Linked DNA regions of Mus musculus: region 2 is linked to region 1. Evidence: chromatin loops called from intact Hi-C (ENCODE). Cell type or tissue: left cerebral cortex. All regions are shown on one strand.

Region 1 (8,000 bases):
GTCTGTTTCCAGAGCCCAGCCAGTGCCAGCCAACCCCAAGGGATCTCTCACCTACAGCTGCTAGTCCACCCACCACTAAGAGCCGCCACTTCCCTGGCCCACTCTTGCCAGCAGATGCTGGCATCTGCTGAGAGTTGAACAGCTAAGGCCCTGGGCCACCTCTATAACAGGACACAGGGGAGGGAGACCCTGGCTCTCTCTTCTGCCATTTCCTCAGTCTATCCTACAATGCTTCGTCAGTAATAAACTGGCTCAGCTGGCCTCGATCTCTCTTGCCCTTTTTCCTTTTAAAAATACATATGTGATGGTTTGTATATGCTCGGCCCAGGGAGTGGCACTGTTAGAAGGTGTGGCCCTGTTTGAGTAGGTGTGTCACTGTGTGTGTGGACTTTAAGACCCTTATCTAGCTACCTAGAAGTCAGTATTTTGCTAGCAGCCTTCAGAGGCAGATGTAGAACTCTCAGCTCCTCCTGCACCATGCCTGCCTGGATGCTGCCATGTTTCTGCCTTGATGATAATGGACTGAACCTCTAAACCTCTGAACTTTATGAATGGTGTCCTTATAAGAATTGCCTTAGTCATGGTGTCTGTTCACAGCAGTAAAACCCTAACTAAGACAACATATATTTTTAAATTTTATGTATTTGGGTGTTTGCCTACATGTCTGTATACCAAATATGTGCAATTCCTTAAGAAGCCATGAGAAATCATTGGGTCCCCTGGTTGTGAGCTGCTATGTGGTGCTGGGACTTGAACCCAGGTCCTCTGAAAAAGCAGCTAGTACTTTTCACCACTGATCCATCTCTTCATCCCTCTCTTCTTTTCCTTCCAGTTTTATTTTAGGGGCAGTAGCTCACCAAGTAGCCCAGGCTAGCCTCAAACTTGTGACCCTCCTGCCCCATGTCTATTCTTCTTGTAATTTCCAGTTGATTCTGTGCCCAGTGAGGAGGGCCACTGGTTGCCAGGCACTCTCAAGTATCCTCCACAACAGCAACTATACAACTGGCACCCTGTGTGCCACCTCGGTGCCCTGTGCTATGGGCCACTGTTCTCCCATTTCACAGTCAAAACAATGAAGGTTCAGAGAAGTTGAGCAGCTTACTAGAGGCCACTGAGCTAGCAAGATGATGGGGCTGGGATTTGAACCCACATCTTTATGATTCTGGAATGAATGTTCTCAAGCCACCATTTGAGTAGGAGACCAGTACTAGAATCTACATTTAGCCTCCAGACTCCCAGTCTAGTGATGACGTGTACACCATTATGTCAAGGTTGGGAAGGGTCCAGGGTTCCCAAGAAGAGGGCAGCAGTGTACCCAGAGACCCCATGTCACCTCTCTTAGGTATCTTCAAATCCCAGAAAGAGCAGGAGACGCTGGGGAAGAGCTAGAGAAGAACTGGGAGGAGAGAAATAATACTGAGGGAGTGTAGGCTCACCATGGGGCAGGTCTTCAGGGGTCCGGGTGCCGGGGTGGATCCGCACTTGCTCCCATTGGAAGTCGTCATACTGAGCCTGGCTGAACTCGCAGGGCACGACCGGGTCACTCGCCTCCTCGAAGGTGCAGCCAGCTGTGAGGATAGGGCCTGGTTGGTTAAGCTCAGGCAAGGCCACTGATGAGGAGGACCCCAACACAACACTTTAGGTCCCCTCACTGTCCCCTCCTTCTTCTCAGGCCAACCTCTTCCCTCCTTAGCATGGTTCCCTCCAACTAACAAAGTTCTCCCTCCTCCACCCTAACACCCTCCCCTCATTGTCCCTTACCAATACCAAGACTTTGCATTGGCCACTCCCCCATCACTTCCCAGAATCCTCCATCACTTCCCAGGATCCCCCATCACTCCCCAGGATTCCCCAACAGCTTAACCATCCATCAAGGCTCTCCTTAATAAAAACAACCATCATCCTTATTGCATTATGCAGCCTCAAGCCGGCCTACAAGATCAGCACTAGATTAGCCCCATTTTACAGGCTGGGGGCCCAGCATAGAATGATGTTAAGTACCAAACGCAGAATGTGGCTTTCTGTGTCCATTAACAATGTGATAGATGCCAAAGGAATTCACTCAATCATGGCCCAACATCAATCAACTTAGATTTCTGTCCCCAGGGATGTGACACAGGGAAGTTCTCTGTGGGTTGAATGCATGTTTGATGGGAGGGTGTTAATTCTGGTGACTGGAGACCAAGATTAATGATCTGCATTTGACAGAGGAGGTGACCGAGGTTCTGAGAAACGAAGGCCTTTGTCCACGGTACAGGTCAATGGTAGCTCAGTGGTGGACGCTGGAGACACGGGACAGACTTGGGATTCAATCTTGGCTTTGCTCCTTGCCATCCCTAGCAGAGACGTGTGCTACTGGTTCCCGGACGAGGAAAAGAAACAGGATTTGAATCCATGCCCACCAGAAGCTTACACTCCCCAGAAATCCGAGATGAGGGGAATGAGTTGCTCTGTTTCTGGGTCCCAAGAAGAAGAGGGCAGGACAGTTGTAAGCCAGCAGGTGAGTGGCATACTCTGGGCAGGCAACAAGTGGCTTCCTTTTGAAGACTGCATTTCACCTGTGTGCATCTTTTCAAACACATAGGTGGAGCTGGGCATGACTGAGCTGGGCATGACTGAGCTGCTCACTGCTGGGGTCTCTCAACTCCTTAAACCCCACCAGAGAATGGGGAACAATGGGATGTGTGTGTCAGCCCGCACCAGGCAGACAGGGGGTAGTGAGGGAGTTGGTCCAGGGAACCCCACAGTGCTTTGTGTCTCTTTGTCTGAAAAGCTCTAGTCAGCGCTGTGCCCTGAGGCATGAGGTTAAGTGAGTTTTAATGTCATCTTTGTTGGAAGGGCCCCAGCTCTCCCCTTGCAAAAAGCCCACAGTGTGGCACAGAAGGAAAGGGTGGCCAGAGAGTGGTCTTCCTAGTGAGGGGGAAGTGTTCACTTCCTGCCCGTGGAGGTCCCAGCCCATCACAGGGACAGACTATAGAAAAAAGTAAGATTTCGATCCCAGGCTAGTGGCAGGCCTTTCTAGTTCCTACACAAAGGCAAAGTAGCTGCCCCAGGCATCTCTTTCAGGGCCCTTGTCAGGCCTGAGGTAACCAGCCCTGTGGTTTCTTCCCAAGAGTTCTGAGACAGGCACAAGACCAGACAGGCCTCCCACCCTCTCCAGAGTTTACTGACCTCAGACTAACAACCACACCGGGGTCTCTACTAGAGCAATTTAACCTCCTGACCACAATTACATGATCCTTCCAGGTGACTGTGCCTGGCCAGAGTGACTCCAGTCTTATCCATGTCCCCTAAATGTCAGGCAAATGTCAGTGACCACCAGACTCACTGACTCCTGCCCTCTACCAGATACCCTCTCTATGTGAGCACAGTCAGGATGACCCTCAGGCATCGATTCGAATCATCCAGAGTGACCTCTTAGCCAGAGTGACCATTCTCACTAATCCCTAGTCAGCGCCAGACCTAGGCCTCTGGGCCAGGCCCAGTTCAACTTCATCTCTTAGAGAACAACATCTCCCAAAGGGAGCCCCATCTCTCCCCCACCCCCACTCCCACCCCAGCTCTCCAGCGATAGGAGCAGCTAGTTCCTCCTGCCAGGGCTTCAGCACCACCACTAGGGGGCGCCGATTACCACCACCACGCCTGCCCTGACTACTGTGTGCCCAATCTGCATGAGGGACTCAGCGTTTACATAGTGACATTGTTATTCCTGTCATACAGACGGATTCTGTGTGATGCTCAGAGATGGCCAGGGATCACATAGCTGCAGTAAGAGCAGACACAAATTAAATCACCTGTCTTTATCCAACGAGAGTAGACACAGCCTCTAATGTAGTTTCACACTCAAGACCCGTCTCCTCATTCAAGGTGGTGCAGGATGATAGGTGATGGGCACCATGAGAGGCTCAAGCTTGATTAACATGGGGAGGGGAGGGGAGGGGGAAAAAAGAAAGATGTTCTAGATTGCTTTGGGCAGCTTCCTAACATGAGCAAAGGTGGAGAAGTGGAAGTTGGGAAGGGTGAAGGTTAAAGGGGACAAAACTTGGGTTGTTGGCACAGGGAGGTGACATCTGAGTTGAGCCTAGGGCCACAGAGTGAAGGGAGGAAAAAGGGAAACCCGGTTTGTCCCCAGCAAAGGGCAGAGCTCAGGTTGGCTGCCATGATGGGAAACAGAGGCTGAGACCACTTGCTAGAAAGCCGTGGATGCCAGAGTGAGGAGTTGAACCTCACACTGAACTGGGGAGCCGCAGGAAGTGCTGGGGCAGAGAATGCCTGGATTCTGAAGGTTCAAGCAGGTGGCTTTTCCAGAGTGCGACAAGGGCAGGTGGGAACTGGGGACCAAGCTACCAAATGGTCTGGAGCCTGATGTCAGAAACTGGCAAAAAAATAAAGGAGGACTTGGGGGACCTGAGCTATCATCCTGGATACAGTGTGCATGTGAGTACACACACACACACACACACACACACACACACACACACTTTCCCCAGACCAACTCAAGTCCTGTGGCACAGTCTAAGTTAGGCAAAGGACAGGGAGAGAAGATGGGGCCCCTCTTTGGGTACCTCATCTCTGCGGAGAGCTCTCGCGGAGGGTGGGTTGAATCAATACAGGACCCCAGAGCTCCTCCAGCCCAGGCTCCAACTTGCTCAGCAACATTCCTCTGCTAATCTCCCCAATCTGGCCAGGCGGTTGCCTGAGCAACCGTCAACCACAATTTGGGAAGAAAGGGGATGGCTTATGCACATCCGGCAGGCTGGAGGGAGGATGATGTCAGGGACCAGCAACCTCTAGAGAAGCCTGGGAGGGGTTCCCCCAGGGAGGTCTCACCTCTCTCTCTCTCTCTCTCTCTGTCTCTCTCTCTCTCTGTATGTGTGTGTGTGTGAGAGAGAGAGAATGAGAGAGAGAGAGAGAGAGAGAGACAGACAGAGAGACAGAGAGAGAGACAAAGAGAGAGAGACAGAGAGAGACCTAGCTGTGACCATGACAGGACAACTGGTACAAAACATTTAACTAAGATCAGAGAATCTGCATCTTAGTTCTGCTAAGTTCCTGGGTCCCTTCATGACTTAGCATGTGACCTGCCTTCTCTGACCACGGTCAGGATGACCTCTTAGACTAACAGATGCTAACCAGGATGACCTCTTAGGCAGCATGACCCCTTCTCACTGATCTCTGGACAACCTCATCCCTGGGTCTCTAGGCCAGGCCCCATTCAGGACCTCAGTGAAATAGGAACAGGGGTTATGCCTCTGATTTTGGTTGCATGGTGGTGTACCCCTCTGATCCCAGGATCAGGATGGAGGAGTAGGCATAAGAATCAGGAGTTGGGGGTCGTCCTCAGCACCATAAAGGTGTTCCAGGCCAGGCTGGGCTCCATGAGAGCCTGTCTCAAACAAGCCAACAGTAATAGTAATAGCAATAGCACCAACTGGAGGTGTCCTGGGGGAAAGGTATGCATAGGAGGGCATGGGTGACTGCCAGATTAGGGCTCTCAGAAATACTGTAAAGCTGGCTTGTGAGCAGAAATATATAGATACATTCTATGCTGGGCATCAGCCTGGGGATGGTGGGTATTTGTATAGAGCAGAAAGAGTTGGCGTGGAGGGGGGGGGGTGAACACTCGTGTGTGTGTGTGTGTGTGTGTGTGTGTGTGTATGTGTGTGTGTGTATGTGTGTGTGTGTGTGTGTGCGCGCGCGTGCACACACATGCTATGCATCAGCCTATCTGTCCTCCTCTAACCAGGACAGACAAGGGATATGGTCTGTGCCTACCGCACCTGCAGCCATGTTTTCTGAAGACCTTGAGTAAACAGAGCTTGTTTGCGATGAGATTTTTATTCTCTCTGTTTTGTCAACAAAATGTTCAGTTCCCAAGGGTAGCCCCAGAAGAAACAAAACTTCTCCAGGCAGATTGTAAATACACAGGCTGGGACCTCACACTGCCAGACACAACCCAGCCCTATAACCTAGGGACCCCACATACAATCCCAACAAAGCCAGTCTATTTCATGATCCCTCCCTCTTCTAAGGTCACTGAACTCAACCCTGGACATTCTTCCCCAACTCAGCCCTGTCCCAGATGCTCCGCCCTAACTCTGACTGCACTGCAAGCCTGCTTAGCTCTTACCTCCTCCCTTCCTAAAGGCGGGGGCTAGCTCTTCTGCCTTTAAAGCCCATCCCCAAGCCCTGTATATAACAGTTGACCAACTATGCCCAGACTCATTAACACCAAGATCCCAGCTGGTCAAACATCCACCAGATGCACCAAGTTCAAGGATGTGACTATAGCCTAAAATAGTCTAAACTATTGTATGGTATATAGTATAGTATAGTATAGTATAGTATAGTATAGTATATAGTATAGTATAGTACATAGTGTAGTATAATATAGTATATTGTGTAATATGGTATATAGTATAGTATACATATAGTATATAGTGTAGTATAGTATATAGTGTAGTATAGCATAGTATAGTATAGTATAGTATAGTATAGTATAGTATAGTATAATAGACTATACTATAGTATAGACTAGGCCAACACATATAAATGTAGGGCTGGCATTTGGAGCCTACTACCAGAACACTGAGTAACTGGCAGGAAGCACAGTAGGGCTGGCAGCAAAATACCTATATAGCCACACAGAGTTTTGCAACCAACGAGACCACCAAGGGCTGGCCACAGGCAGAGAAAGCTGAGACCACCTAAGGAGCCAACACAGAGCCTGGCAGAGCCAACATCCTCCTCTCTTCACTGAGTATGAAAGAAAGCCATCTGCACCTGAAGAACTCGCAGCAGACCCTTTCCCATCTCTGTGGGTAACACAGATCATGAATTCCGGAGTTGACGAGAGGGCTGCTATATTGGCAGTCCAGGGCTGGATCCGAGAGATAAGGGGAGGGACTCACTGTGCAGAAGTACAGCGGGAAGAACACATAGATCCTCTACACAGCAAGTGCCCTACACCACAGCCAGATAAAGACACAGTGCAAGCTAAAGCAGCGCTGGTGTGCACAGGCCCCATGCAGAGGGAGGGCCATGCGCTACTATGATGGGGTGTGCTGAAGATACAGAGTCCAACAGACAGAATCCTGTCATTCCGTGTAAGGCTGCAGAGCACACAGTGCGCACACACCACACACACACACACACACACACACACACACACACACAGCACTTAAATCTGCTAGGCATGGAAGAGCTCGTCAGGGCTGTGCAGTGTGGAACCACATTCACCTTGGGTATGTGTCACCATGTGGGCCTGTGGCAGAATGGAGGGTGGTAGGCTCAATCAAGCCTTTCCTCTGCTCCAGTCACCAGCATAGAACCTGGTACAGAACAGGAGGCTCCTCCTCCTAGAAAGGGTCTGCCCAGCACAGCCATGCCTGCCGGCTGGTGCAGAGAATCAGGAGAAGAAGGATGGATCACCATCCAGAACCAAGCACTGGGGATAAGACCAGAAACTAAATGTAGTCCTCAGGAGCCTGGTCTGTGCAGACTCCGGGGATGGGTGATCGGTGGCACAAAACCTAAGCGCCATGGATTCAGTTAAGGGCTCTGGGTCTGGAAACTCAGCGGTGCTCACAGCCTGGCGGCTAGCCGTTTCCTCTCAATGGAAACATCCCCTTTTGGAGGGAGGGGAGCGGAGACAGTCACGCAACTTAGCAGGCTTTGAGAAGTTACAGGATTCACGAGACCTTCTCCAAGGTTATGTAAGCAGTAACAGCACCTGAAGAGAGAAGGCTCTCTGCAAGCCACCAGGGATAAGGCTCTCAAGAGTCATTCCCCATGCAGGGGTGAGCTTTTCCTAAATGCACTTGCCTTTTGAATTACCAGTGTTTCTGCAAGGGACTCCATTAAACTCAGTGCACCAAGTTAGACTTGGACGGAATCGTTTCTTTGGTCTGTGAATAGATGTGTATTCGCATCTCCCTGGGAAAAGTCACACAACAGCAACCCTACAGAGAACAGATGCATGACGAGGTTGACTCTCTGGG
Region 2 (8,000 bases), 310 kb before region 1:
CTGGGCAGCTAGGGTTTCCTTTCTCTCTCCAGCCAAAGGACTTTTGGGCAACACAGGCGGGGGTGTGCCCACATTTCCCCCAACTCCCAGAATGTGTAGACATCTTAGATTGCAGCCACCTCTTGTTTGGATAGAGCTAGATGTTCTGATATGAAATGTGGCATGGCAGCTGTGCAGGGGAGTGAGGCTTCCTGGAAGGAGGAGGAGAGACTCGAAGTTGGGAACATTCCACCACAAACCCCACCCGAGCTCAGCCCACTGCGCCTGCCATCCGCCCAGCATCCACACAGACCTTCCATACTGGGACATCCTGACACCAGCCCTCCCCATCCCCCCGGGAGGCTAGCTCCCTGCAGGTCTCAGATTCTGCTTGCCCCTCTCCACAGTTCTCAGGCTGCGACTCAGGCAAAGATATGAGTGAACAGAATCTCAGTTAATGTTGTGTGCTTTCCTTTATCAGACATTTTCCTATCCTCTCGTGTTCTGCATCCTGTAAGCCTAGGGAATTTATTCTCTCTTCATATTGGAAAGGGGGAATCAGAGACATAGAAAGCTGAGTCATTTACCATCCAAAATCACCCAGCTAGTTAGGTACTGGATTGGGAGCCCCACTCAGGTTTGACTGGTACCAAATTATACAGGCTTCTGCTATATCACTAAATAGACTATGACAAGGCAGAGACAGAGATAGACTTGGGGAAAAGACAGGAATTAAGACAGCTGCAAGAAGGGGACCGGCTAAGAAGGACCCAGAAAATATCCTGGTAGGTCTTCCGGGGCAGGGAATGAAGAGGTGATGGGCAATAGACAGAACTGGCCAAAAAGACCCTGAGCTGTTCCCTATAGTGAGGCCAAGAAGTAGCTAAGAGGCTCACAGTGGGCCTCCTCACAGAGGCTGTCCTCACAGAGAGGCTCCTCACATAGGGTCTCCTCATTGAGGGCCTCCTCAGAGAGAGCCTCCTCACAGAGGGCCTCCTCACAGAGGCTGTTCTCACAGAGAGCCTCCTCAGAGAGAGCCTCCTCACAGAGGGCCTTCTCACAGAGAGCCTCCTCATAGAGGACCTCCTCACAGAGGGTCTCCTCACAGAGGGCCTCCTCACAGAGGCTCTCTTCAGAGTGGCTGTCCACAGAGAGAGCCTCCTCACAGAGGGCCTCCTCACAGAGGGCCTCCTCATAAAGGGCCTCCTCACAGAGGCTGTCCTCACAGAGAGCCTCCTCACAGAGGGCCTCCTCACAGAGAGCCTCTTCACAGATGCTATCCTCACAGTGGCTGTCCTCACAGAGGGTCTCCTCACAGCCTCCTCACAGAGGGCCTCCTCATAAAGGGACTACTCACAGAGGGCCTCCTCATAAAAAGTATCCTCAGATGGGGCCTCCTCACAGAGGCTGTCTTCACAGTGGCTGTCCTCACAGAGGGTCTCCTCACAGAGGACCTCCTCACAGAGAGCCTCCTCACAGAGGGCCTCCTCATAGAGGGCCTCCTCACAGAGGCTGTCCTCAAAGAGAGCCTCCTAACAGAAGGCCTCCTCACAGAGGGTCTCCTCATAGAGGGCCTCTTCACAGAGGGCCTCCTCACAGAGGCTGTCCTCAGAGAGAACCTCTTCACAGAGGGTCTCCTCACAGAGAGCCTCCTCACAGAGGCTGTCCCTACAGAGGGTCTCCTTACAAAGAGCCTCCTCACAGAGGCTGTCCTCACAGAGACCCTCCTCACAGAGGGCCTCCTCACAAAGGGCCTCCTCACAGAGGGACTCCTCACAGAGAGTCTCCTCATAGAAGGCCTCCTCACAGAGAGACTCCTTACAGAGGGCCTCCTCACGTAGAGACTCCTCACAGAGGGCCTCCTCACAGAGGGCCTCCTCATAAAGGGCCTCCTCACAGAGGCTGTCCTCACAGAGAGCCTCCTCACAGAGGGCCTCCTCACAGAGAGCCTCTTCACAGATGCTGTCCTCACAGTGGCTGTCCTCACAGAGGGCCTCCTCACAAAGGGCCTCCTCACAGAGGGACTCCTCACAGAGAGTCTCCTCATAGAAGGCCTCCTCACAGAGAGACTCCTCATAGAGGGCCTCCTCACAAAGAGCCTCCTCACAGAGGGCCTCCTCATAGAGGACCTTCTCACAGAGGCTGTCCTCAGAGAGAGTCTCCTCACAGAGGGCCTCCTCACAGAGAGCCTCCTCACAGAGGGCCTCCTCACAGAGGCTGTCCTCACAGAGGGCCTCCTCACAGAGGGCCAGCTGACAGAGGCTGTCCTCAGAGAGAGCCTCCTCACAAAGGGCCTCCTCACAGAGGGCCTCCTCATAGAGGGCCTCCTCACAGAGGCTGTCCTCACAGAGAGCCTCCTCACAGAGGGCCAGCTGACAGAGGCTGTCCTCAGAGAGAGCCTCCTCATAGAGGGCCTCCTCACAGAGGGCCTCCTCATAGAGGGCCTCCTCACAGAGGCTGTCCTCACAGAGAGCCTCCTCACACAGGGCCTCATCACAGAGGGCCTCCTCATTGAGGGCCTTCTCACAGAGAGCATCCTCACAGAGGGCCTCCTCACAGAGTGTGTCCTCCTTATAGAGAGCCTCTATTCCCAGCACACTGCAGCTGTAGGGGTCAAAGCAAAGGGGCACTAAGTCCCTATGTCTGTCTCAGTCTATTCAGTCTCCTCAGCTCTTTTCTGTGTTAATGGATCTCTTGAGAGAAATGGGCTCTCTCCTGGGGCCTCTCTACCTTCCAGAGAGTGGAGATAAGTGGAATTCCTGAACTGAAGCAGGCCCCACCACTTCCCCAAGACTCAAACTCTCCTCCTCAATTTGAACCCTCCCCTCCTCTGACCATGTATCCTTGGCCACTCATCTGGGAGCTTGGAAATATGACCCAGTTCCTGTCCCACAGGGTATCTGAGCCTTGGTCATCATGTCCTCCCAGGAAGGACCTGCTCTGTGAAGAGAGCTGGCCAAGTGGCTAGACTGACTGTTGGCTCTGTGGGTCCACATACTTCTACTTCACCAGTTCTGGGGTGACAAGTGAAGCATACCATACCTGTTTTGGGGTTTTTCATTTTGGTTTTTGCTTGTTTGTTTGTTGTTTTGTTTTGTTTTGTTTTTTGAAGGTTGTTTGGTTGGCTGGCTGATTGGTTGGATTGGTTGGTTGGATTGGTTGATTGGATGGGTTGGGTTAGTTGGTTGGTTTGATTGGTTGGTTGGTTAGTTGGTTGGGTTGGTTGGTTGGGTTGGGTTGGTTGGTTTTTTTAAATGTGGGTTCAATGGGTGGAACTGAAGTCCACATGCTTATACAATAAGCACTTTACCAACTGAGGAGCCATCACCCCAGATCCAAGTCTCTGTATTCCTGTTAGGAACAGATTCCCCCCTTCCCCCCAAGAAGTACCAGCACTCTATCTGTGCAGCATGTTTTATAGGCTGGAGGACCATCCTCAGAAATCTCACTCCAATGTAACTCTAAACTGGGCTCTCAGAAGAACAGCACAGCCCTCTTTGAAGCTGGCAGTTTTCAGGAGGTGCAAATGCTATGCAAATGTCTTGCTCTTTACTGCCCAAGCCTGCTGCTGCACCTGCTCGCAGTAACTCAGTCCCTGGCCTGGTACTCTGCCGGGTGGGAGCAGGGCCAGTGGATGAGACACTTCTAAAGCTCTGGGTTTTGGAGCAGCCTGGGCCCTGCAGACAGGAAAGACAACTGCCTACCAGGAACATACATCTATTCCTGGGTAAACAGCCGCTGGGCCTTTCCATGGAAGGGGACCAATGTAGTCTGTCTGCCAGCTGGCCTCCTAGATGAGTGGTGTCTCAGCAGTGGCTGGGCAGTGGCCTCTGCTGCTGGCAATGGGATGGCACAGCCCTGGCTGTGGAGACCCACACTGTTGCACCCTCACACAGCCAACCCCCCCCCCTCTATCTTCCCACCCTGGGTAGGCAGTGACAGGACCAATGTTCATGGTTGTAGCTCATTGTTTAGTGCCTCTGTTCCTGAACATGCTCTATAGTGAGCATGGATATGTGGTACAAAGATTGGAGCACTTATTAAATGCCTTCTGTGTACCAGAAGTTACCCTAGTTTGGGATAAGAATTCTCATCATCCTGTGTCACAGTGGAGCAAGCTGAACATAGAGATGTCAAGTATTTTTTCCAAGGTTGCTCAGCTAAGGATACCAAGGCTCTGACATAGGTCTTGCTCCTACTCTTTCCAGAAGGCACCTCCAACCTAAAGTTTCTCAACAGGTAAAAATGAATGCAGAGTGAGGGGGTTCAGTCCCTAACTCTGTACCCTTTCCACCATGTGAGGTTTACCCAGCTTCCTGCCACCCTAGCCCCACCCCATCCTTATCCAGCTTCATGGGGCAGACCCACTGCAGCAGGCTTCGCAAAGGATACAATCATTACTCATGTGGTATATACCACCCTTGCGCTAAGACTCCTCAGTGAGCAGTAGGAGATCCCCTCCTGCTCCTGTGGGTTTAGGGATCGTGGTTGAGGGAGCTCTGGTTCAGCTGAGGGGTAGGAAGGGTTTCACAAAGGCAAACCCAGAAGCCTCAAATGTCCACTGTGGGTCAGTGTGGGTGGAGCTGGATCAGCAGCTGGGTGTCTTAGCTTGGTAGTGATGGAGGTTCCTCACCACAAAGCCAAGCTTTCAGCTGTCTCAGACCCAGGGGCTGACAGGCCGACGCTGGGTTTCAAGTACAAGGCTAGCCTCAGCTTGGAGCATCACAGGCAGAACCTGCTGAGGTAAAAGCTGGCTTTCTCCTCCCTAGGCCCCCAGCCAGGCCCATAATGCCTTGTATACTCAGCTTTTTGTGGCTTCCAGAATGTAAATTTATTCTGTGTGCCGGCGCCAGGCACTCACCTTATCTGCATGTTACAGTCACCAGAATAAATATTAGGGACAAGCCCGTGAGCTCTCCCTGTGTACACGAGTTAAACCTTCTAGCCAACAGCTCATCCAGGCAGGGATTTCAATGAAAATGCAGTGCTTACATTACCATGAGGAAAGCTTGGTCCTCTGTTCCATCCAGGTGGAGCAACCCATGGGGAGTGGGTAGGGCAGCCTCGTGCTAGGGTGAGAGGAGAGAGTAAGGAGAGGGTGGGGGAAGGAAGCACCTGACAGCTTGGGGGGGCAGCTAGTTGCTCCCCCAGCATCTGGGATCACATGTGACCTCCTTTCTAGCTTATTCAGGCTGAGCTACAGGAGCCTCCCAGAGGCATAGGAGACCTGCGGCAGCCCCGTTAGGCTCAGATAGCATCCTGGCTTCCAGAGCTGCACAGTGACATGGACAGGGACAGGTCTCAGTCTCTCAGCAGTTCAGCCATAAAAGCTTAAAGAAGTCACTTCGCCTGCCAAAGACTGTTTCTTTAATAAGATGCTCCATCCTCACCATTCTACCCTCCAGGTGCTTCTGAGGTCAGAGGAGAACTCCAAGGCCATCTGTCCCACCCACCTCCCTAGGAGCCCAAACCAAACTGCCCTGCTGACACTGGCTGGGGGCCTGTGCTCTGCAGAAAGCATGTGGGCTCAGATTCAATCCTTAGCCCAATGTTTCAAGGGGGTGATTCCATGGCCTCATTTCACAGATGAGAAAACTGAGGCCCAGAGAGATTAAATAATTTGTCCAGCATCCTGGGTAGAGATGGGAAACAAAACAAGCAAACAAAAAAGTGAGGCAGGATTTGCATTCAGAAAGCTGATTACAAAGTCTGTGAGCCCCAACCTGACATTTAAATCTTCTAGCATCCCTCTAAGGGTACCCTCCATGGGTACCCTCCAGGGAAGCTCTCCAGGGATGCTCTCCAGGGATGCTCTTCAGAGATGCTCCTGCAAGTGCCAGTCTTTTCAATACTGGTCCTTCCCATTGGATCCCAGTTCTTCTGTGTCCCTAATGCTCTAAGGAGGACCAGGTAACAATAAAACGTGTTTTAGGTCTCACACTGTGCTTTTTGCCTCAGACAAGGCCCCTGCCTTATCCAACCAAGGAACTCTCAGCTTCCGTTTCCAGCAGACTCCATGTTCTGCCCACCCGTCCTCCACTGTAGCCCTCAGCCGGCAGCAATCCAGGTGGGGAAAGGAATGGCTTTTCAGTGTGTCCGAGCCTCTCTGGTCATTGCTCCCTCCCTGCCACCAGCATTGCCAAGAGGGGCTCCCTCCTGTAGTTCACACCCTCGGAGGGAAGACCACAGCCCCACAGTGCTGGGACTATCACTCTCACATTTCTCTTGTTCTTAGACCTCAGGCACCCCTAGATAAAGCAGCCTGTGGATTGACCCCGCACCCCCTAGGATTCCAAGATCACCTTGGAGAGTCAAGGGAGATTCCTAAGATGCCCTGTAGAACCTCCCCTACTCACATTGCCTTTTCTCTCTGCCTCCTTACTTCACAGACTCCATCAGGACCCATTCCTGGGGACCAGTGTTGGTTCCAGGTAATCTGATGCTAAGAAAGGCACTTGAGACTTAAAAGTGTCATTTGCGCTATGGGTGACCAACACCCCACATACCACGCAACACTCATAAATCTAGCGTAGCAGCTACAGACATCCTCATCCTTGACAGAGAGACTCCCTGGTGACTGTGTGTGGACTGCTATGGTGGATTAGCAGCCCTTAAAGATGTGTGAAGACTGGACATAATCACACAGTAGTGGATGAGTTTGGCCCAGGCCATGGACTGAGACCCCACTGAGGCAGGATTGTAATGGAGAAGATGTTAGAATGAGGTGATTCCTCACAGAGCCCCTCTCATAGGCAGTTGCCCTTCCTGAAAATGATCCCCACCTGCTCAGCAGCTTGCTCAGCCTTGAGTGGTCTTCCCCGGTTCATCCCATGGACCACCTATAATTGTGTGGTTCTATGTGGTCTGCCAGCTCAGGGTCAGGGCAGAGGGGCCAGCTCACTCTGAGATGATAGAAAGCCTGTGCTGTGGACTGTACAGAGCTCTGGGTGCCGGCCTTAAATCACATGGATTCATATGCTCATCATTATGCCATCACAGTGTCCTGGGCCCTGGAAGGACCCAGAGGGACTTAAGGTCCATGAATCCCAGAATTCTAATCCATATACACACTGGCCAGCGATCCCCGAGGCTTATGGTTAGGGCAGCCAGTTGGATTTGCACCTGTCCCATGCAGCTGCAATGTCCTAAAGCAGATCAGAGGTTACAAAGACAAAAGGTCTGCTCTCCTCTTGTCCTCTTGGCTTCCCCGACTCAGTGCAGGATATATATTCAGAGCCTTTCCACCCCCATGCGCTAGAGGATGGCCCCAGAGGAGTCCACTAGGGTTCTATCCTGTCAGTGCATTTCCTATCCCCTTCCTTCTGTGTACCCTCCATGTCAGCTGTGTGACATCCTGTCCTTTCTCTGGAATTGATCACCCATTATAAGAAGGCTGCTTAAGACAGACACTGTAGCTGAAGCCGTCGCTTTGAGTCGCATCTCACCCAGGCTTTCGTGTGACACCCACCTCACGTGTCTGTGAATGTGCCTGTTTTTCTCTTGTTCGTCTGTCTTTTGTTGTAGACGTCTGTCTCCAAGCTCCCCGAATCTTAAGTATCTTCAGCTTGGTTACAGATATCGGCGGGGCATATTTTGAGGCAACACACGTTCTAACACATGCCTTCCGCTGCCCACCAAGAGGGCAGGGATCTCACTTTGGATCTTAGACTCAGAATCAGACTTGAGACTTATTAAATGCTTAACCCTCATGGGCTGAGCACAGAGCAGAGCCACAAGGGGGAGGTGCAGTAGGGTCTAGTGCAGGGATAGTCAGGACCTCTCCTCCTCCTCCTCCTCCTCCTCCTCCTCCTCCTCCTCTCTGTCCTGTGGGCCTGTGAGCTCTCCTTCTGTTAGCCCCTCCCAGGCTTCTTTCTTGATCCAGGGAGCGCCCCTGCAGCCACAAAATCAGAGTCATCCCCAGCCTGTATGTGTAAAGGAAGGAGCCACTGAGAGAGCAATTAAGTGCTTCGTGAACTGGGCGATCAGAGAGCCCCAGCTTCCTGTAGAGGTGTTTGGGCCTG

The links. Hi-C counts contacts between places; a loop is a spot of excess contacts. Peaks named below come from ENCODE experiments on the same cell type or tissue, not always from the same donor. Only the 100,000 strongest peaks of a DNase experiment are listed, where the experiment ranks them.
Region 2: it touches region 1 in a loop (2.1-fold over the local background); 2 of 42 quality-filtered maps call a loop at or near these places.

The regions. Positions count from the first base shown.
Region 1 is chr4:131,822,396-131,830,395 of GRCm38, forward strand. Ptpru (protein tyrosine phosphatase, receptor type, U) reads right to left here. Exons shown (of 31, transcript NM_001083119.2): 2 at 1,437-1,568. Among named protein-coding and RNA genes, the nearest start is that of Ptpru, 12 kb to the right of the region's middle. In left cerebral cortex, a CTCF peak has its summit at 3,608 (motif pointing right); a DNase peak (open chromatin) is centred at 3,627.
Region 2 is chr4:131,508,121-131,516,120 of GRCm38, forward strand. No RefSeq gene overlaps it. Among named protein-coding and RNA genes, the nearest start is that of Gm831, 21 kb to the left of the region's middle. In left cerebral cortex, no CTCF peak of the experiment used is centred here; DNase peaks (open chromatin) are centred at 238 and 3,625; H3K27ac peaks cover 1,003 bases.